2 separate regions of the Mus musculus genome follow, and region 1 is linked to region 2. The links are chromatin loops, found by intact Hi-C in ENCODE. Cell type or tissue: left cerebral cortex. All regions are shown on one strand. Links, peaks and the distances in the headings refer to the core of each region. The heading gives the core; the rest is flanking DNA.

Evidence for each region. A loop is a pair of places that touch in the nucleus more often than their neighbours do. Peaks named below come from ENCODE experiments on the same cell type or tissue, not always from the same donor. Only the 100,000 strongest peaks of a DNase experiment are listed, where the experiment ranks them.
Region 1: a loop joins it to region 2, with 2.3 times the contacts of the local background. A loop is called at or near these places in 2 of 42 quality-filtered maps.

What each region holds. Positions count from the first base shown.
Region 1 is chr10:9,808,445-9,818,489 of GRCm38, forward strand. Stxbp5 (syntaxin binding protein 5 (tomosyn)) reads right to left here. Exons shown (of 26, transcript NM_001081344.2): 10 at 8,862-9,016; 11 at 7,807-7,879; 12 at 3,816-3,963; 13 at 3,521-3,588; 14 at 3,224-3,264; 15 at 585-805; 16 at 1-154. Among named protein-coding and RNA genes, the nearest start is that of Gm25635, 39 kb to the right of the region's middle. In left cerebral cortex, for the core only: a CTCF peak has its summit at 5,642 (motif pointing right); a DNase peak (open chromatin) is centred at 5,685.
Region 2 is chr10:9,891,086-9,901,483 of GRCm38, forward strand. Stxbp5 (syntaxin binding protein 5 (tomosyn)) reads right to left here and starts at 9,955. Exons shown (of 26, transcript NM_001081344.2): 1 at 9,446-9,955; 2 at 8,072-8,169. The coding sequence starts at 9,598. Gm46210 (a long non-coding RNA gene) reads left to right here and starts at 10,228. Exons shown (of 3, transcript XR_001779713.1): 1 at 10,228-10,398. In left cerebral cortex, for the core only: no CTCF peak of the experiment used is centred there; DNase peaks (open chromatin) are centred at 6,108, 8,274, 8,959, 9,589 and 1 more place; H3K4me3 peaks cover 4,566 bases; H3K27ac peaks cover 3,048 bases.

The sequences.
Region 1 (10,045 bases), core at 2,046-10,045, 83 kb before region 2:
GCCCGTCAGATGAGCTGCTGCTGGTAGACGGATGAGACTGAGGAGGAATGGGCTGAGGGTTGGAGCTGCCCACGGGGGTGGACAGAGGCGGGGGCTGCTCACCCTCTGGAGTATCCACATCATTTATTTCATATAACAGTCGAACTTCAAGCATCTGTCATAAAAGAATGGTTGCTTACCTATTTCTAATAGTTAATACACATTGTGTTATAATGTACCAGAAAGAATATTTTTAAAAGTTAAAAACAAGAAAAAATGCTATATTTAAATGTAAAAAAATGTTTCAACTGAACTTGTAAAGACTTGTGTACACAGGTGTGACCTCATACAAGTGCACAATACACATCCTGCCTTTCGAATAGATTGAATACTAATAAGTTGATATTCCTTAAATAAAAGATATAATATAATTAAGGATTCACATAGTCCATTAAAAATATATATAAAGTGCTATTTTTGCACAAAACAGGTGGTGATATAAATACTAATGTTTATACAGAAGCAACTGCAAACTGTTTACTAAATGATTTTGAAAAGCGTAGAAGTCTCAGACAATTGCCATGGCATAGTTATGAGGTGATTACCGGGATGACTTCGGTAAGCACTTCCTGCTTGCTGAATCTATAGATGATGACATGGGCTGACACTCCAGCTATGCACAGCATCCTGCTCTCTGGGCACCAGGAGATGATCTGAATGGCATATGGATCTTCATCTACAATGTCTGTGTTCTGTCTGTCATCTTTGTTTCTTGACTTCTCAAATACTTTAGATGTTTTTAATTTATATAGTACTTGTAGAGTTACTAGAAAAAAAGTATATCACAAATTTTAGTTGAAAATCAAAACTTGCTAATTCTTCCCGCCTCCCCTTTCAGACATTTCTTACCCATCTCCATTTCTTTGTGCCAACCAATAATTTCTGTCTACCAGGGACCCAGAACCTCCATCCTTTGCTGGGATGTAGGAAGGTGCAAGTTCTACTCCTGGCCAGGACCCACAGCGGGCAACACTTAGTGGCCATCTAAGACAAGGTCAAACATCTGCACATCAAGAGCTGTGACTATAGATAGCCACATTCTAGTGTAAAGTCACAAACATGAACAACCAAGACAATGTGCCTCCTATAGGAGCTAGCAACCCTAGCATAACAGACACCCAGAAAAATAATTTAACTACAGCATATTACAAGGATGTAAAAATAGCAATTATGAAAATACACAAGGACATTAAACAGGAACTGAATAAAAGCTTTTGTCTGAAAGAACTGCAGGTACAAAAATGGAGAAGAGCCTGAGGAAAGGAGGTCCAGTGACAGACCCAAAGTGGGATCCAGCTCAAGGAGAAGCCCCAAGGCCTGACACTATTACTGAGGCTATGGAGCGCTCACAAAAAGGGGCCTATGATGACTGCCCTCCAAAAGACCCAACAAGCAGCTGAAAGAGTCAGATGCAGATATTTACATCCAACCAATGGACAGAAAGCAGCTGACCCCTGGATTGAATTAGGGAAAAGCTGGAAGAAGCTGAGGAGGAGAGCGGCCCTGTAGGGGGACCAGCAATCTCCATTAACCTGGAACCCTGAGATCTCTCAGACACAGAGCCACCAACCAGGCAGCATACACCAGCTGATATGAGGCCCCTACACATATACAGCAGAGGACTGCCAGGTCTGAGTTCAGTCATAGAAGATGCACCTAACCCTCAAGAGACTGGAGGCCCCAGGGAGTTTAGAGGTCTCATGGGGTGGAGTGTGGGGGTTGGGGACATCCTCCTAGTGACAGGGGGATAGGGAGAAGGTATGGGATGTGGAACAGTCAGAGGGTGGGCTGGGAGAGGGATAAAATCTGGAGTGTAAAAAAAAAAAGATTAAATAAAATAAAAATTTAAAAAAGACTGACAATACGAACAGTTGATTGAAACAATGAAAGCGATTCGAGACATGAAAAGTAGAATTTAATAAAGAAATAGTGAAACTAAAGAAATGCAAGCTGAAATAAAACTCAGGAAGTCAAACTAAAATCTCACCTAGCCCTCCTCTCAAGGCTCAAGGTACCAATGTACAAACTCACAGAGACTGTAATAGCTGCACGAGATCTACACAAGCTCAATTCACTGAGCCGGGCAAAGTTCAGCATAAAGAAAGAAAAGCAGATACAAAATCCAACCTTCATCAAAAGCTATTTCCAACTGATACCTGCTAGCAAAGAGAACACTGGTATTCTCCAGTAGTGTGCCACTGGGTATGTCAGCCACATTCCAGGGCACGCTCCAGGCCCATAAGTATTTGGTCAGTACAAAATAGAATCCATTGTGTGTGTATGCCTGCTTTTTGTTTTCTTTTGGTATTTTTCATCCTATTTTTTCTTTTATTCCGTAGTTATTTCTTATTTTAGGGGTGGGCAAGAAGTTAGAGGAGTTTGGAGGTAGGAAGGATCCAGGAGGAGTTGAGGGAGGGGAAAGATGATTAAATATTGTACAAAAAATTGTAAATAAAAACCCAATTGAATTATTAAAAAAAATCAAATATAATGGTTAATCATCATATTATGGAAGAAAAACAACCTATACACACCTAAACAATGTTTTGATTTCTCTAACTATTTTCTAATATATTATACACTAAGACATTTCCACCCTCACAAATGAATTAGATAACCTGAAGCAAAACTACAAAAGGAATTTGGCACAGAATCTTTGGTGTAAACATATGGAGAATATATTTTACTTCCTAAAATGACATTCTACATAAAGACATTCTCCCCAAAAGGCACCAGCACTATCAAGCATCCTTATCAAACAGCAGCTAGCCTGAGGTAAGGGATCCCATACATGCTTGCTATACAGGGTCTCTAGCCATGAAGGCTGTATCTTCCCAAGTTTGCTCCTGTCTAATCACAAGGTCTCCTTTCCAAAGGCAGCATAAACCTTTGTAGCATTAACTTAAAGTGGACGTAAACATTTGATTTAAAATATATTTTCACTTCTATTTCTGACTTCTAAAGAGATCTAAAGATCTTGAAAAGATGAGAACACTTGAGAATTATTATTTGATGTACTAATAACATTAAAATATCTTCACTCTTAAAAATTCTAAACTCATACTGAATAAGCCAATAACTTAAGCTGATGTCCTGGTACTTTCCAGTCTAAGGCGGTCTGTACAGGTTTTCACAGCACCTCTTACAAGGCAATGGCAGTGAGATGCAGCAAGCAAGTACTTACTTGCAGAAGCGTCCCAGAATTTCACCGAGCCATCAGCATGCCTAGGACAAACAAGACAGAGAAGAACAGAAAGAGAAGAATAAAGAAGGAAAAATATTGTAACTTTTTTAGCAAACTCATTCACTTAAATGAGTAAAAGGCAGAAATCATTGTAAATCAGTGAAATCTTGCAGGAAACCTTCCTATTATTTTATAACATAAAAGAAAGCTTTACTGACTTAATGAATTAAAATTCAAACTGTCATTAAGTATATTAACTATTACTGATTTAATTAGTAAGAATATACTGTTGCTTACCCTGTAATAATTATTTCTGGGTAACTTTGAGCACCCAAGCCCCAATTACCACCATTGATGGGCCATTCCTAAAAAAAAAAAAAAAAACATTGAATGTTGACTTAGAAATATATATTCTTTATAGCAGATAAGTAGTATACAATGTATAGGTCTATTAGGAAGTTATGAACACAGTACACATAATTTACTTCAAAAACATAATTTCCTAAAAATTTAACAATGTTATCAACACCTCAAGGAGACAAATTTAAGATAATAACATGATGCATTAAACAGTGAAACTCGGGCTTGGTACCTTTTTGCTGTAACCTTGACGCTTCTGTCTAGCTCCAACAGAGTAAAGTGCAGGAATAAGATCCACAGGACAATCAGCAAAATATTCACAACATGTAACAGGGGACTCGTGTATACTCAAAGGGTAGGGATTCTCAAATATAGGGTATCTTTAACAATAGGAGAAAGAAAAACACATTAACACATTGTAAACTATGATCAACACAACCATGAAGACATTACTATACATCCTACTAAGATTACATTGTTTAATTATGTAAATGTGTGAAAACAGTGAAGCGTTTTATTACAGAAGATGTTCCTTATCCACCAATAAACAGAAAGGCTGTGATTGTAGCTATATATCACTGCCACACACAAGGTTGCGTGCTACACACATATTTGTCTCATGTGTTTCTCGCACTCATCTTATGATACATTTTCCAGAACAACAAAGGCTTTGAGTAATTTGTTAGAACCATGTGGGCTAGAAAGTAGCTGAAGCAGAAGTTGAAACTACTGTGAATCAGTGAGCTATGTGCATGTCAACCAAAAACCTTACCCTCTGCTGGTACAGCTAACATAAATTTCAATTCTTTTTTTCCTCCATCATTGTAAAAACTCATCCAATATTAAACCTGGAACACTTGTTTCTTGTGACAGTCAACCACAAACATAACGTGACTGGGCTGAGAGAATACTGGGCAGAGCACACTCATGTGTCTCTGGGGGCATTTCCAGAGAGGACTAATGGACGATGGAAGGCTCTCTCTGATGGAGCCATCTCATAAGGTTGCTCCCACCCCAGTGGAATGAAGGAGAAGCGGACCTGCTGCACCAGCACACTTGTCTGCTCTCTGGCTGCTGGGACACTGGGAGCCCAATGACTGCTTTATGATATCTTCCTGAATAAGAGGCTGCCCCGTATGAGCCCATAGCAGTGGACAGAATCCTCTCAAACAGTGAGCAAAAATAAATACTTCCTTTCTCAAACGTTTTATCTCAGGCATTTGTCACACTGGCAAAAAGCTAATACATTTTATTTCGGTAATAATCTAAATTATAATTATACTTTTCATGTTCTTTGGATATGAAGTCAGACACATTACTGGTGAGCCAAGAGGTTAGTTCACTTTATAGCCATGTAATTAATTTATTAATATGAACAAACAATGCTTTAAAATCATTAAAATATGAATGTGCTTAAAATGAAAGCCACGGCAATACTTCTTAGAATGAGACTGGTTAAACCATCTGTAAAAAAAGTAGAAACTAGCTGAGACACTTAAAAAGTACAAAATGGCTACGCTGTACATATTAGATCTATGCCCACTGCTAATAAGACTAAAAATAGAGTATATTTCAGCAATAAGCATTTATAGACTATGAGTCAAATCATCTCTACCTTTACCCCCCAGACAGATTAAACACACACAAAAGGAGTAATAAGTAATAAAAATCAACTTTCTTCTTTTCATAAAGTTTCTTCTCCTCTGCTCCAGGGGTCTAGCATTTCTCATATCTAATTGACAGTTCTGCAAAACTAAAACACCTTCTTCCATTTGATTTGAATCATATTTTTCTTGATTTAATCATATCTCAGAACAGGTCACATGGAACACATTCATTATTATTTTTGAATGGTCTGTTATAAACAAACAAACAAGCCTTACAACAAGTAAGTACTACAAGTACCAGCCTCTAGGCTGAGATGTGCTCACAAAACAGAACCAGCAAACAGCACCGCAAACAGACCAGGTTTCTCACCCTTAGCACTGTTCACACCGGGAGAAGCCTTAACTTGGAAAACTGTCCTGTGCATCATGGATGTTCGAAGTATATTTGTCTTTTATCCACTAGATGCCAGTAGCATCCCACCAACAAAGTATCTATTCAGACACTGTCGAGCATCCCTGGGGGCAGAGCCACCTTAGCCTGAGGCTTTCTGTGAATGATGCTGTGCTTGATGGATATGTCTTGGGAGAAAATAAGTAATATGGTGGCTCCCTTCACAAGACAGAGAGTATCCCTGACACCAGGGAATAAACAAGCAAATTACCAGGAGTTCTTACTAAGAGCTGAGCTAGGGTAGGGGATTTACAGATCAGACATGTCTATAGGGTCTAGGAAAGCCATAAACCATATAGTGAAAGTTGTGTGGATTCTGATAACAGCGAAACAAGTGGAGAGTTCCAGCTGCCAAAACATTGCATAAGAGAAGATATGACATGCAATTTACTAAACATAGAGCTGCTACCCCATAAACTGAGGCCAGTTTGAGAAAATAGCAAGAGGGCAGCTTAGAAATAATACTACCTTCGTAAAGTAGCAGGTAGAGTAGTTAAAATAACAATAGCAACCAGTAGTTAAATTAGTTAGTAGTTAACTAAGGGGCATGATGCAGGTTCTACTGAATCTGACAGGGATCTGGCACAATACATCACAACAGACTGAATACGGGAGAAAGACTAATCAGGTCATCAGAGGCAACCTGACATGGGCCCATTTTGGGCAAGCTTTTCATATATTGCTTCAGTATACACAAGCATGAAGCAGAAATGTACGGACCTGAAGAAACTGTGAGCAACTGTGAGTAACAGAAAGTCACAACTCATTGCACATGAAGAAGTTGAACTGGTGGCTACAGGAACCTTCGTTCCTATGTACCAGTGTCTTTGGTTTTTGGACAGGAAGGTCCTCTGTATGCTACCAAAGGAGAAACATAAACACCAATCCAGCCACAAACTCTCTGATCTACAATAGGATCCTGCCTGAAATATATGCTTATGCAATGGTGGCAACAAAATATGTGAAAATAACTAAAAAAACATGTGATTTGACTGAAAGGGACTGAGGGGCCCATTACAGAAAATAGAACCCATATCTGACATCACTTGGGTGACCAAGAGCTAAGGTAAAACCAAATAATATGGGTCTTAAAAATAAAGCAGTAATAAAATGACCCCAAATGACATTCCCTATACTCATAGACCAGTCCCGGGCTCAGCCATCATCAGAGAAACTTCCTCTTTCAGCAGATGGGAACAAATAGAGATCCACAGTCAGGATCTCTATTATGAGGAGAATTAGGGACCATAGAATACTCAGTCCTAAATGAGAAGTCTCCATCAAGTACCTCCTTACAGGTCTCAGGGAACCCCATGGAAGAGGAAGCAGAAGGATTAGGAGCCAGAGAGAATGGAGGGCATTAAGGAAACAAGGCTCTCTAAATCAACATGAACAATGCACCTGTGAACTCCCAGAGACTGAGGCAGCATGCACAGGGCCTGACCAGGTCTGAAGCAGATGAGACCCCTGGAGCCTGAGAGAAGTGGACATATGCCCCGACCTCTAAGCACATCCCAGATCCAACTGCTAACCAACAATGGTACACAGCCAGCAGAAACCTAGTCATCTGTGCCCAGGACTGTCTCAGTGTCATCACACGGCAGGGCTTTTCCTTTGCTTTTTCTTTTTTAATTATTATTAATTTTATCTCATTATTTTTATTATACTTATATATATTTGTTTTTCTCCCTATAGGTCTTTTGTGTATATATTACAGCTTTTAGTGCAATGTTTTCCTGAGTGTGCAACAGTGGGGTCTCTGAATCTTGTACTTTCTCTCAGGTCCTTATCCTTCCGTTTGCTTTATCTTACTATATTTTATTATCAGCCCTTAGGAGACTCTTTATGTTCTAAGGAGAGACAGAAATGGGTGGATCCAGATGGGAGGGGAGGTAGGAAAGATGTGGAATAGGAAAACATAATCAGGATATATTAAGTGAGTGAAACAAACTATTTTCAATAAAAGGAAAAAAGTAATAGAAGGATCTATGATATCCAATATAATCAATACCTTTCCGATTACTAGAAATGTGGATCTGGAACATTAAAAAGAGATCATGTTTATAAATGTCAAGTTTTAGTGGCATGTAATACTTTAATGTCATGCTAAAAGAGACCTTGTGGTTTCCCACATAGTAACAGAGTTGCTCACCCAGTGTCCTTACCCATTTTGTGCAAGGTCTATCAGCACTAAGTCCTTTTCCAGGAGAACAACCACAGCATATGGTTCCTGAAAATCTACAACATGAGAACACTGTGTAAACAGACTTCTTTACACACCCCAGGGAAGCCACAGAAAACATCTAGTTGGGATCCTTGTTTCTGTTTCTGGAGGGTTTAATATTTTAATTGGCCCAGGACAGTTCATATCATTTATATATCTTGGATGAGATAAAGGAATAAAATACTCCATTCAAAAATCCTAACATATTTGTAAAGAAGAGTAAGACAAGAACCCCAAAGAAACATTTTTGATATTAAATTTTTAAGGATGTAGTAGAGACATCAAAACCACAATTTGATCCTGACCAGTTATCATAATAGAATCTTGAAATAAGCCGATAGAGTTCTGTAATCTTTTTCATGTTAGGTAATACATGTCTGTTAATAACTACAAAATGAATTGCATCTTTGAACTTCACAGAGATGCAGATGTGATGAAAAGCTAGACGTGTAAGTGCACTCTGTGTTAGTCTGCCCATGCTATGGTGCCCCGAACTGCCTGGTTAGTATCAGTCAAGATGCTGCCATGAAGGAATATTTCAGAAACGACTAGCAGTTAGTTCTGAGTGAGGTTTAAACCTAGAACTCCTCCCTGAGATTTCCACATGTTTCAGAACCATGACTTTAACTCATTCTGGACTTTCCTAGACTGTTAGTCCTGCAATCCTTCATATATACACACATACCTAGTGCAATCCATTATACAGACACACATAGGTCTCTATTGGACTCTCTGGAGAAATCAAGAAAAATACTGTCCTGCAGAATTTATATTACTCAATATTCTCAGTGTCTGTCTTTGAATGATAGTTAATATTAATGTACAATATGGAAGAGATAAAATGTACTGAAAAAAAAAACCCTTCATTTGAAATCAAATTGGTCATGTTATGAAGGCAGACCCTATTCCCTAAAGCTCTAGAACGGTGGGATATGGAAGCCCTTACACAAAACACATCTCCTTTGAATGTCAGTATGTATGTAGAGTGAGCCTCACCGTTTGGATATGGCGTTTCACAGAGTGTGAGAAAGTCAACGATTGAATAGTCCATTTCCAGCACTGCTGTGCTTTTCCCGTGCATCACTGTTAAGCAGGGTCTTCTTCCCACGGTATCATAGGATAAGCCTCCTGACAAAATAATAAAAGGTTCCCTGGAAATAAAACACAAAGGATGTTTGCAAATATGTGCATGGACACTATTTTTTTTTCTGCAGCATCATATAGTTATTCAGTGGCAGTATCCTCTAATATATATATATTATATAACACATAATGGAAGAATTATATGTAGAATTTTTAATGTGATTAATTTCAAACCTAGTTTGCTAAAAATTAGACTACAATAAGCATGGGCATGGGTCCCATGTGACTGTAACTTGTTCTTGGTCCTTATTTTATTTCCTGTGGACAGTCACCGTGATAAAGGCTTCTGTAGGTTTCTGAGTGGCTTCTACTTTGGTCATAACAAGGCTACTCAACAAGTGTTCCTAAAAAAAAATCTAGCATCAGGCGGCTTCAGTATGCAACCCTCTGACAATTCAGGGATACAGCAAGAACTGTACAGGTTATAAACCACTCAAGATCACTGAAAAAGAGTCATCCAGGCATCTCCTACAGGCTTTAATGTTTTCCAAGAATCTCCTATATTAATGCTGAAGTCTTACACTACACATTCTGTGGCTTGCCTGCCTCTGTAATCCTTATGTTTCCAGTAAACAACACCACTCCTGCCCTCGATACCCATATTAATCATTATGAAAAGTATACGATTTATCTACAGCTATGTTATAAAAGCTACCCCTAAGTATCTTTTTATATATCACAACATGGGTATACTTTTTTATCCTTGACTTGATTTGATATTCCTTTGTAGGAAGTTATTGAACATGTAGCATGTATGCAATCATTCAAAATTGCCTGCATATGAATTTTTTAAAAATATTTTTATATAATTTTGAAAAATTATTCTCAAATATTTTACTTTATTGTCAATGAAAGATATATCTATGAAAATGTGCACATGAGTGCAGTCTCTGGCGTTGGCCAGAGAGGACATCATAGTCCCTGGAGCTGGGGACAGGCCGTCAGGAGCTTCCTGATGTGGGTGATGGGAACCAAATTGTGTCCTCGGCAAGAACAGTATGCGCTCTCAGCTGTGAGTGTCCATCGCCAGGCCTCAC
Region 2 (10,398 bases), core at 2,399-10,398:
ACACACACACACACACACACACACACACACACACACACACACACACTCTTTCATGGCAGTGTGTCTGTAACATACTTGATCTCAAGAGCTAACCACGTGTCTGAATTTCCTCTTGGAGCCTATGTGTCTATGTTTTCATTACTTTAGTTATTTTCCAGGCTGCCTCCTTCGTGAGCGAATGGCATTTCTAATAAAAATATGGACGCATCTGAGAAGTCACAATATGTTAGTAAGATGCTTTCTTTCTCTTTTACCTTTAAAGCTATCCATCTGAAGGCTTTATGCTTATCTATGTATATCATAGGAATGAAAAGAATTAACTCCCTAAGTGCTACAAACTCAGGCATCTCTTACCTAAATCTAAGAATGAGAAGTAAGGCAGGCTGGGGGGCCACGAGGTGCCATGACTGCAGAGCTACTCCCAGAGAGTGGCCCAAAACACTCTCTTCATCATGCCAATTAAGATCAATGGCCAGGACATGAAGGCCTTTCTTGGGACTGAAAAGTACTTCTGCAAAGAATTTAACTTTGTATAAAGAATACTAAGAATCCATGAGAAGTTACTGATTACCTTTTAAAAGTAGCTTATAAATTACTAAAATTTTTGTTTCAATTAGGATAATGGTAAAATTTATATAGCTTTAATACAAAAACATCAGCTATAAACCCCTCTACATATGTGCCTTAAAAGCAAGGTAGGTTCATCAATGCAGTGCCTGGAAAACTTTCACTATAAGCCAAACCTACCACCTGCTACCTGATTTTGGAAATAAAGTTTTATTCAAGCATACTTAACCCTTTACATACTGTCTATGACACATTTTGTGTTACAAGCAGGTAGACCATACAAAGATCATATGATCATCCCTACCATCTAAGAAACAACTTACTAGTTAGCCCTCTACGGCTACTGCTGCAGACTCCTGAAGTAAAGATAGACATTACTTTCAATATATATGTACAAGAGCAGAACTACATACATAACCCTAACTAGTGGACATACTAAATTGATTGAAGCGAGTTCTGCTTGCTTCCGCTGTCTTGATTGCCAACTGTACACTGATTACTGCCTTGCTTCTCATCTCCAGATAACTTCAGGATGCTGGCCGGTCCTGGTGGCATGCTGTATTTGAGACTATGCTACAACTTTGCACATACATTAACACTGATAATTTTTTCAGACATGCAATATCTGTATTAGTTAAAGAATGAAATGTAGAAGCTTCCCAGCACACATAGGCTTAAGCTCTTCCTTAATAAAGGCATTCAAATCTAAAACACAGCACACGGTGAAATAGGGTAACCCCAAACATTTCCCTTTTAATCTGCCAACCCAAAATGCTAAGGATTTGTATTCTGTGGAAGTGAAATGGCAAGTCAGTTCAGAGAATGCTTATTGAAGTACCATGTTAAAAAAAAATTCAGCACTCACAGTCTGATAACGAACTGTTTCTCTGTAAATAATATGCCTCTTACACTGCATTACATTAAAGCCAAATTAACAGCACCAAAAACCAAAGATTACCTTCTGGGTAATGCTACTTTACCCTGCAGTCCGCTCATATATACCCAAGTATAGAAACACTAATTAGTATTCCAAGATACTCTGCTGCTACCAAATTTAGAACCAACTTATGTACCAGCAATTCAAGGAAGACAGTTGCCATCCTAAGTAGTAAAACCAGCAGAGCTGTAACAACCCCAGGACTTGGGTACAGAGGAGGCTGGTCTCTGAGCTGTAGAACCCCTTACAGAGGACGTTCCAAGCCAGCCAGAGTTCCATGGAGAGACTGTCTCAAAAGGAAGGAAAAAGGAGGCAAGACTGTATCGTCGGGAACCATTTTACAAGTAAATTTACACCTCCATTAATACTCAAGAAAGAAAGGCAAGCTTTCCTAGTGGCACTGGAAAGTGTTCAGCTCGCCTGCCAAGTCCACATTCAATGTGAACGCCATCTCTCTTCACCTGCTCTGTCCTGACCTCATCTGTAAACACTTCTGCATCTACTGAAGGATTATGGATGTATTCACGGGATACAAAACAGAGCAGGCCATATGGAGTGACAGGCACTCGGAACACTTAATCTGATCACTCTGGGCAAGAGTAGCTTAAAGAATCCTCAAGTCCTCCACGGAGAGGACTGAGCATCACAGCACAGGAGGACTTATCTTCTCCATTGCCTCCCTACAGCAAAGGAAACAAACACCATATAAAATCAGTCTCAATACTGCACACTAATTTACTCCTTTACAATAGCAACAGGACTTTAAAAAGAATTATGCTAAAACTCAAATGGGAAGCAGAGACTATCAGAAAAAACTATGTCATTTTATTTAAAACAAAATAGCTTTAAGGCACAAAATCAATTTTCCATATTTAACAGTTTTTCGAGTCCATAGGCTTTCTTTCATGTTACATTTCTCATCACAAGAAAAAAATTGCACTGCAAATCTGCTTCTACAAGTCCTGCTTCTTGCTTCTTTATGAAGTATGCTGAGAAGTGTAGCTTACAGCTCACATGAGACTTGATTGTCCTTCTAAGCAAAGTTCTCTTCAATAGGGAGCAGACTTCAAATGTGAGAGCATTTCAAGTTACTTCCTTCTCCACAGTTCCGTTCCCAATGACAAGGGCTCACCCAGGAATAACACTGACAGGGGAAGACCAGATGGAAGTTGGCTAATTTCCAACTAGCTTACCTCACTTTTATTTCCAAATCGTGCTTTCAGTAGTATAATTATGTTATGAAAAATAGCATTAATGAGCAGGAAGCCAAAACATTCTAATGCTATCTTACAAGTAGAGAATCATTACATATTAATTTAATAAGAACTGTATGTAAGAGCATTTATGTGCACTGCTTATATCTAATAGCAATTTTTGTGAACTGATGGTTGAGAAGAGAATAGTCATTCAAAAGGCAAAACTGGGCTAGAGAAATGGCTCACAGACTACAAGCACTAGCTGCTCACCCAGGAGACTGGGTTCCATTCCCACTATCTGCATGGTAGCTCATGACTATCTGCCCTCTTCTGGCCTCCCAAAATGCAAATGGTGGACAGATATACATGCATCCAAGACATCCATAGACAGGAAAAAAATTACACAATGGGCAAAATTAAAGCAAAAACCAGTCATTTTCATGACCTTTTCTTCAAAGACGGCATCAGCTATAAAGCTGATGACATTACAAACTGAGCCCATTCTAAGGCCTAGAGCAGAGCTGTTTCTCATGCAGCAGATGAAGAAACACATGAGTGAGCAAACTGAAACCCAAAACTGTGGAGCGCTCTCATAATAATGGCAGCCATAGTCAAGCATTCGCCAAACAGCCAGCACACTGCCCAGTCGTAACAGCTACCCGTTTACTCGTACTGAACCCTGACGACCTCATGAGGTGGGGTATTGACTCTTCTTAACTAATGGAAAACTTATGCTAAAGACAGTTATTTGCAATCAGACACATCTGACGTATATGCCAGGAGCGGGTCATACTAACAGAAAAGCTGATGTGAGACACTTAGTAGGTGAGAGCCAGTTATAAATGTTCCTAACGTGCTGGACAAAACTCACAGAATTAAACTGCCCAATCCGCTACAAACTACTGAGAAATGCAGAAACCCCAAAAGTGATCACGCTATATATTCAATTATAAAATTCACTATGTCACAGATAAGAAGGTATCTAATTCTCACGGTAAAGGCAGCCCAGGCGGCCTTCTCAGAATGGTACTGCAGTAACGTAGAAGGTGACTTCATCTCCAACTCAACATTCTTCCTGCTATGCTCTGTCGTTTCTTGGGTGTTTTCATCCTGATGCACTCCCGAGACTTCACAGAAAGCAGCCAAGCCCTTTCCCAGAGCCCACTCTGCCACATGTGTCTAGGGTCCATACTACTACCCACCTGATTATTGTAACCCAGGAAGTTTCACTTTCTCTGTCCTTTCGTCCATGATACTGCTGCCTGACCAAATACATGCACACGAATCACACTTCCTTCCTGCCGAGTATCTTTTTATATAATTTCTAGTGGAATAACACTCCAGGCTAAAATTCAGTTGGCTACTCTTTGTGGGGTGTCGTATGTGGTGGTGCAGATTCACATGTGTGTACATGTATATAGCCTTGAGGTCAGCCTTGTTCTTTGACCTAGTGTCTATTACTGGAACCTGAAGCTCAGCTTTGCTAGGCTGGCCAGCTACCTCCCCAGCATGGGGTACCAAGCACACACCATTATCCCTGGCTTTAACATGGGTCTTGCAAGCATTGAAGGAATCCAGCTAGCTTCCCAGACCTGGAATTCGCTTCTTTCAATGAGGACACTCTTCCAAGGAGGATGCTCCTCTGGCATCCCCTCCATCTGCTATTATTTTCTAAGCCATGTTTATGCCCACAGGCTTCCTCTCAGAACTTCTCTGATTTTTCATACTGCCATTCTGTATTCTTGTCTACCAGTGTGTAGAAACGCTCATCAAGGGCTGAGAACTCAATCTGGAATCTGACCCTGTAAAGACAGAGAATCTCTATGCAAGTGTCTAGCTTTAAAGTTGGACTAGTCCCACAGCCCTTTGAGTGGAACTAGAAGCCTTTAGAAGGGCCATACCTTATTTCCTTTGAATTACACACCTCAACACAGAGAAATCTGAACTCACAGAACTGTCCTTGACTCAATCACCCAACACAGCACCTTAATTTTAATTTCATTTTAAGAGAAAGACAAATTCCGTCATCAAAAAAGACAAGAACTAGCATTCAGGCCACAAGGTCTAAAATCTAATGTCTGGGACCTCACCAAATGAGCTCCCAGATACAGACACCATTCTGTAACCCTGTATGCAACATTACACTGCAACTGAAGACTCCATCTCATCAAACTGGACACTGCCCCATGCGCTGAACTTTCCATAAGTCAAGTCTACAGAAAAGGATGTTATTCAATAATTTCCTCTCAAATTATTGGACCTTCAGTTAATTAGAAATTCTGTTTTTCCTTAGTCCTTTAAATATTAACATTAAAATGCCCCAATTTTACCCCCATTATTTACAGATAGCATATTATGTGAAAATATGATCAAGGCCATGATAAATTAGGAAGATAAAGCAATTTGCAACTACACTTGTGACTGAGAGATCTAAAAAATATAACAGCACTAAATGACTCCATTCTTCAGTATGTCCTCTCTCCCCAAAGTTGCCATCTAGATTACCCATAAAAATCAAATGTTATTTATTTCTCTATGGCAAAAAAGGGAAAACAAATGATATCACTACTATATGACCTGGTATATAAAATTGTGTTTTCCTGTTTCTTACCAATAAACCATGACAACTCTTGTCCTCTTTAGAGGACAAGATGGTTGATAGAACAGAATGGTATATATCATCAGTCATATGTTGTGCATGAATGCAATAAATAGATTAGATGTTTTGCTTCAGTGTTGGTTACATATTAAGGATTCAACTTTTACCACCCTTAAATGCAATCCTTACATATCAAATATTGCTTACTCATTCAGTCTTTTAGGTATGTTTTGCTTTGAACTTCATGTAAGACAGTCAACTCAGTCTGCACTGCCACCCTTTAAGAAGGTATCCCATTACAAACAGGCTATGTTTGTATCTGGAATCTTAACAGCCCAGTCCTATGTGAGAAATTATCTATTTTTGCTATAAAATCAATCAAAGGATATTTTATTTAGAAGTACCTTTTTTTCCCTAATAATACCCTTTAGGGGAAATATATTCTTGACAATAAAAGTTTAAAATGGGAAAGCACAGAAGGACTAGAGGAAACTAGTTTAAAAGAGGAAGCCAGAACAAATGTGGTACTAGGCAGGCCTGTAAGAAACATGCACGTTAAAACAATGTGGAGTTCTAAGTTAGGATGCATACAGTTAGATGTCTTTAATTAACAAAGAAAAATAACTCAATATACATGTTAAGCTAAATAAGTCTCTGTCGTTTCCTATAAATCAGAGTCACAATAAACAAAGCTGCATGCTCTTGTTGGCCCTCACAGAAGGAATGACTAGGGGAATACTGCTGGTAAGCAAGCCAATCTGCTAATGCTGATGCAAACCTCTAAGAAGGGAAAGCAGAAGAGACTCAGTAAACAGCCCTCTGCAGGGATTTCTAGAAGAAAACCTCACTGTCATCAGATCACGCTCACTCACGAATATTTAACTCTACAAGCCCAAAGGCTCTTGTGAGGGACCCCTCTGAAAGTCTGATCCTTTGAACTAGGAATTAACATAGGCCTGACTGCTTAACTCTATCTGTCGGATGCTCTTGCTGATTATGCAAATTAGAATTGAAAGTATTTGTAAGACAAATAATTGCTTTACAGAGTCAGCTTGCTGATGGCACATATAATTAAATATAAAAAAGGACCAAATGGCTGTTTAAAAAGTTATAATAAAATTGTTGAGGCCAGGGGAAACAAGAAAGAAGAAGAAAGAAAGAAAAACAAAACTTTGAAAGAAAAGTAAAATAATCTTAAAATAACTGATTAATTTTTCCTTCAGCCACATAATAGAATGATTTTGCTGGAGGGAAAAATCTTTCAGTTCCAAACAGTGCTTCCAGGACAATGCCAAGTGACTCTGACACCGAACTTCACTGAACAATGAGAAAATTAACTATCCATATGTACAAAACTAAAATAGAAAGTCTTTTTAAAAATAATAGCATCTAAGCAATTGAAGTCAAATAATATTCTCGACTTGACAATTTAGCTATTTGGCCAAGAGCAGCTTATGCATATTGCTGCAGAAATCATCGAGTTAAGACTTTACCATTAAAGACAGGGCTGCACTGCCAGTGTTTGGAATACATTTCGCAGAAAGCCCCCAGTCATGTTTTCAAGGCAGCAGTCATCAAAGTTAAACTCGAGGCATGCTCTGATGTCTTAGAGGGTACCTTCTGAAATATCTTAAAAGACTGCAAGATTCCTGGTTCATGCTTAAATCAAATGCGGAAAACCCTACAATGTACATAGAATAGGCCAGCTCCTCCCACCAGCCCCTTGCTTGTCAATAATAATGTCCAGTGAGCTCACTTAGTGGCTCGTCAGTTTATTACCAGCATAGCATCTCAGTGTGGGCTGGTCAAGTATGTTTAAATGACAGAATAAAGGCAATCACACATCTTAATTGAAGATAAATAGTATAAAAGAGAAAATGAGAACATCTTCATTGTTCAGACCACAAAGATTTTCTTGAAAAATAATTCTTGTGAAGAATCTAAAAAAAAAAAAAAAAAAAACCACTATGCCAAAGCTATCCAATCCATATACAACCAGAAAAAAAAAAAAAGCCTTTCTCTTCATGCTAATGTACTTAGTAGTTTTTGCTACACATAACAGATTACAGAAGGCAAAGTCTTTCAACACGGAACATTTATAGCTATGCATTTTACAAAACAATGCCCTGAAATCTCTAAAAATTGTTAGCCCTTCTTATTTATAGAAATCTAATTTGACAATAATGTTTTTTTTTCCTGGATGGACATGTGGAAATCAAATCAAATTCAAATCAGCTTCTAATTAATAGAGTAATGACAGTTAAGTTCCACATCCATTATATATGATGACACTTTAACAAGCAGCTCACAGTGCCCTGCACTCTGAACTTGGGCCTTTGAACATCATCTTTAGTAGCACTGAGCTTTAACAGTCCCCAAATACAAGCACGGGCATTCCCCTCAGGATCTTGTAGTCAAAACAAACAACTCTATCTACATCTATATCTATCTATCTATATGTGTGTGTGTTTGTGTATTAGATATAAATATTAATAGATATAAATATATTACTATATTTATGGAGTTTGTTATAACAAACTCTAGACTGCTGTTTTGATTCGTGTGTAGGAACGACTGAGAGCCAAGAGCTATTCTTACAGCAACATACACAGGTACACTAAGGCAAAGCCTGCACCACATAATTTCTTATAGCACAGATCTTACTACTTCATTCTCTAGATTAAAGAGGAAAAATAGGGTTAATGAGCAATACAGGCAGACTGGGGAAAAAGAAGCAAGCGAACAGATTTTTTTTTTTTTAAGAAAGGATACAGCCTTAAAGCACCAGTCTGAGTTCCTACCGCCAGGATCTTCTGAACGGGATCAAAGGCCAGGGCTGAGGGCTGATAGGGGAATCCATGGCGAACAGTCTGGGGATGGGCAGTGACATCACAGGAACCCACCGAGACAGCAGGCAAAATCCGAAAACAGAACAGCCCACAGTGAGTTAGAGTTGGGCCCAACTATACTGGATCAAAGCACACACACAGACTTAGCACTTTAAGGGGGAGTTCGGGATGGGGGTGGGGGTAGGGGGGAGGGTGGACTCTATCTTAAGGAACAAGCACAGAAGCACAAATCATTTAAACTCCTGCCTTGCTACAATGCTAGTAACTTCACAGAGGGCAATTTTCTATGAATAGCGTATACTATTCTGTTTGACGCCACGTTACTCAAGTTCGTAGTGGTCCAAAATTCTGTAAAATCATTCTGAAGTGTGATTCGTATTGCATCTTAAGAGAAATCACCCAAACGCGGTTTTATTTGAATGCTAAATTTAGGGAGGGATTTCTAAAGAAAAGTTGTCATGAAACTAATAGAAGGATTTAGTTAAAGAACCAGCATTTGCAATTCTAACGATGAAAATGGGTGCGAAAAATAATCTTGTAATTTTGTATTACGTCCGGAATAATTTTAGGACATAAGAACCGAATTGTACGTAGGCTTTTAAATCACCGCTGTAGGAAGGACCTAATGGCTATCTAGGAAGCAGGCGATTCTGGATAGGGAGGCTCATATGCCTTTCTCACCTAGCAGCTGGGAATTAATCCGCTGCATCATTCTTTCTGAATTACATACAAGACCTTGTGGCAATCATCGTGCCAATTCACTGACAAAACCCTCCGCGCTAAGTTTTTAACCAAACAGGCTAAAAAGAATCCTGTGACTTCAGGTGGTGAGCCGCTCGCACGCATTCTAAGGAAAAAGTGATGCGAAAAAAAATAATAATAAAAAATAAAAAACCTGGTTGAACAGGTTTGCCTTGCCCACAGACGACGTTCATCACACACTGCTGGAAAATTTCGACGTCAGTGGAAGATAATAAAATATGCGCGAATATAAAAAGTATTTCTAGGCCACTGTTACTAGCATCTAGATGGGGATTAAAGGCAAGGGTTGGGTTGCCTTGAAATGATTGCTTTTTATGAAAGGGAAAAAGACACCGACTTATAAGAAGTAGGGGATCTCTGTCCAAATCCCCCAGCAAGGCACGTCTGTCAAGGGTGGGGGGCGCCTTCTTGGAGCGCTGAGCTCCATTGGCGCGCTCTGCCCTCGCGCTCCCAGGTGCTGCCCAGCGGCCCCCTCAAACGACCCCAATCTTCCCACGACAGCTTGGCCGGGCTGCGCGCTCCCCGCTCCCTTCACCTTGCAGAGTTGGAAGTGTTCGGACTGGAGCGTCTCCTGGATCTCCGGCTCCCGGTTCCCAGGCGGGTGCTGCTGCTGTTGCTGCTGTTGCGAGGCCGAGGACGAGCCTGCGGTCAGGCCGTCCAGCACCTTCCTGATGTTGAATTTCCTCATGGTCTCGCCCAAGGGTCTCCCCGCTGCGAGGCCCAGGTAGGGGAGGAGGCACCGGCTGCGAAGGAGTCCGAGCCGCTGAAGCCGAGCGGCGGCTTCGACCGCGGGGAGCGAAGGAGCAGCGGGGAGCAGAAGATAATCCCAACAGGAAGGGCTGCGACGACGGGCGGGCGGGCGCGCGGCGGCGAGCCTTCTTCCTCCGAGGCCGCCGCGGCTGCAGTGGCGCCGGACGCCGCCTCCTCACCTGGTCGCGGCCGGGCTCCCGCCGTCCCGCGCCGCTGCCGCCGCATCCATGGCCCGCAGCCCGGCAGTCCCCCGGCAGGTCCCGGGCTCGGCCTCCGTTCAGCGCAGCCGCCCGGCCCGCATGGCCCGGGCACCCGGGGCCGGTCTCCGCGCCGCCTGTCGCTCTCTCCCCGGATGCTCGCTGTCGCCTCCCGTGAGCCTCGGACCCTGGCCCTCAACGCTCGGTAGAGCAGGCGGCGAGCCGCGGTTCCAGCGCCGGCCGCGGCGGTGGCGGCAGCTGGGCCTCCGCGGAGCGAGCTGCCCGGTGCGCATGCGCGCCGCCGCCCCCGCCCCCGGCCGGCGGCTTAAATCATCCTCCGCCGAGGACCAGGGGCAGCAGCTGGCGGACCCGCGGGCTCAGTGGCCCGCGCCTCCAGCCCTGTCACTCACAGCTCCCGCAGTGTGGTTTCGGGTTTGCTTGTATCTGGGCTCGCAATGGAACATCCAGGCAACGATTAAGTCAGTGGCAAGATGACAACTAAGAGACACCCAAAGGGAGAGAAGCCCAGCCTCCTTCATGA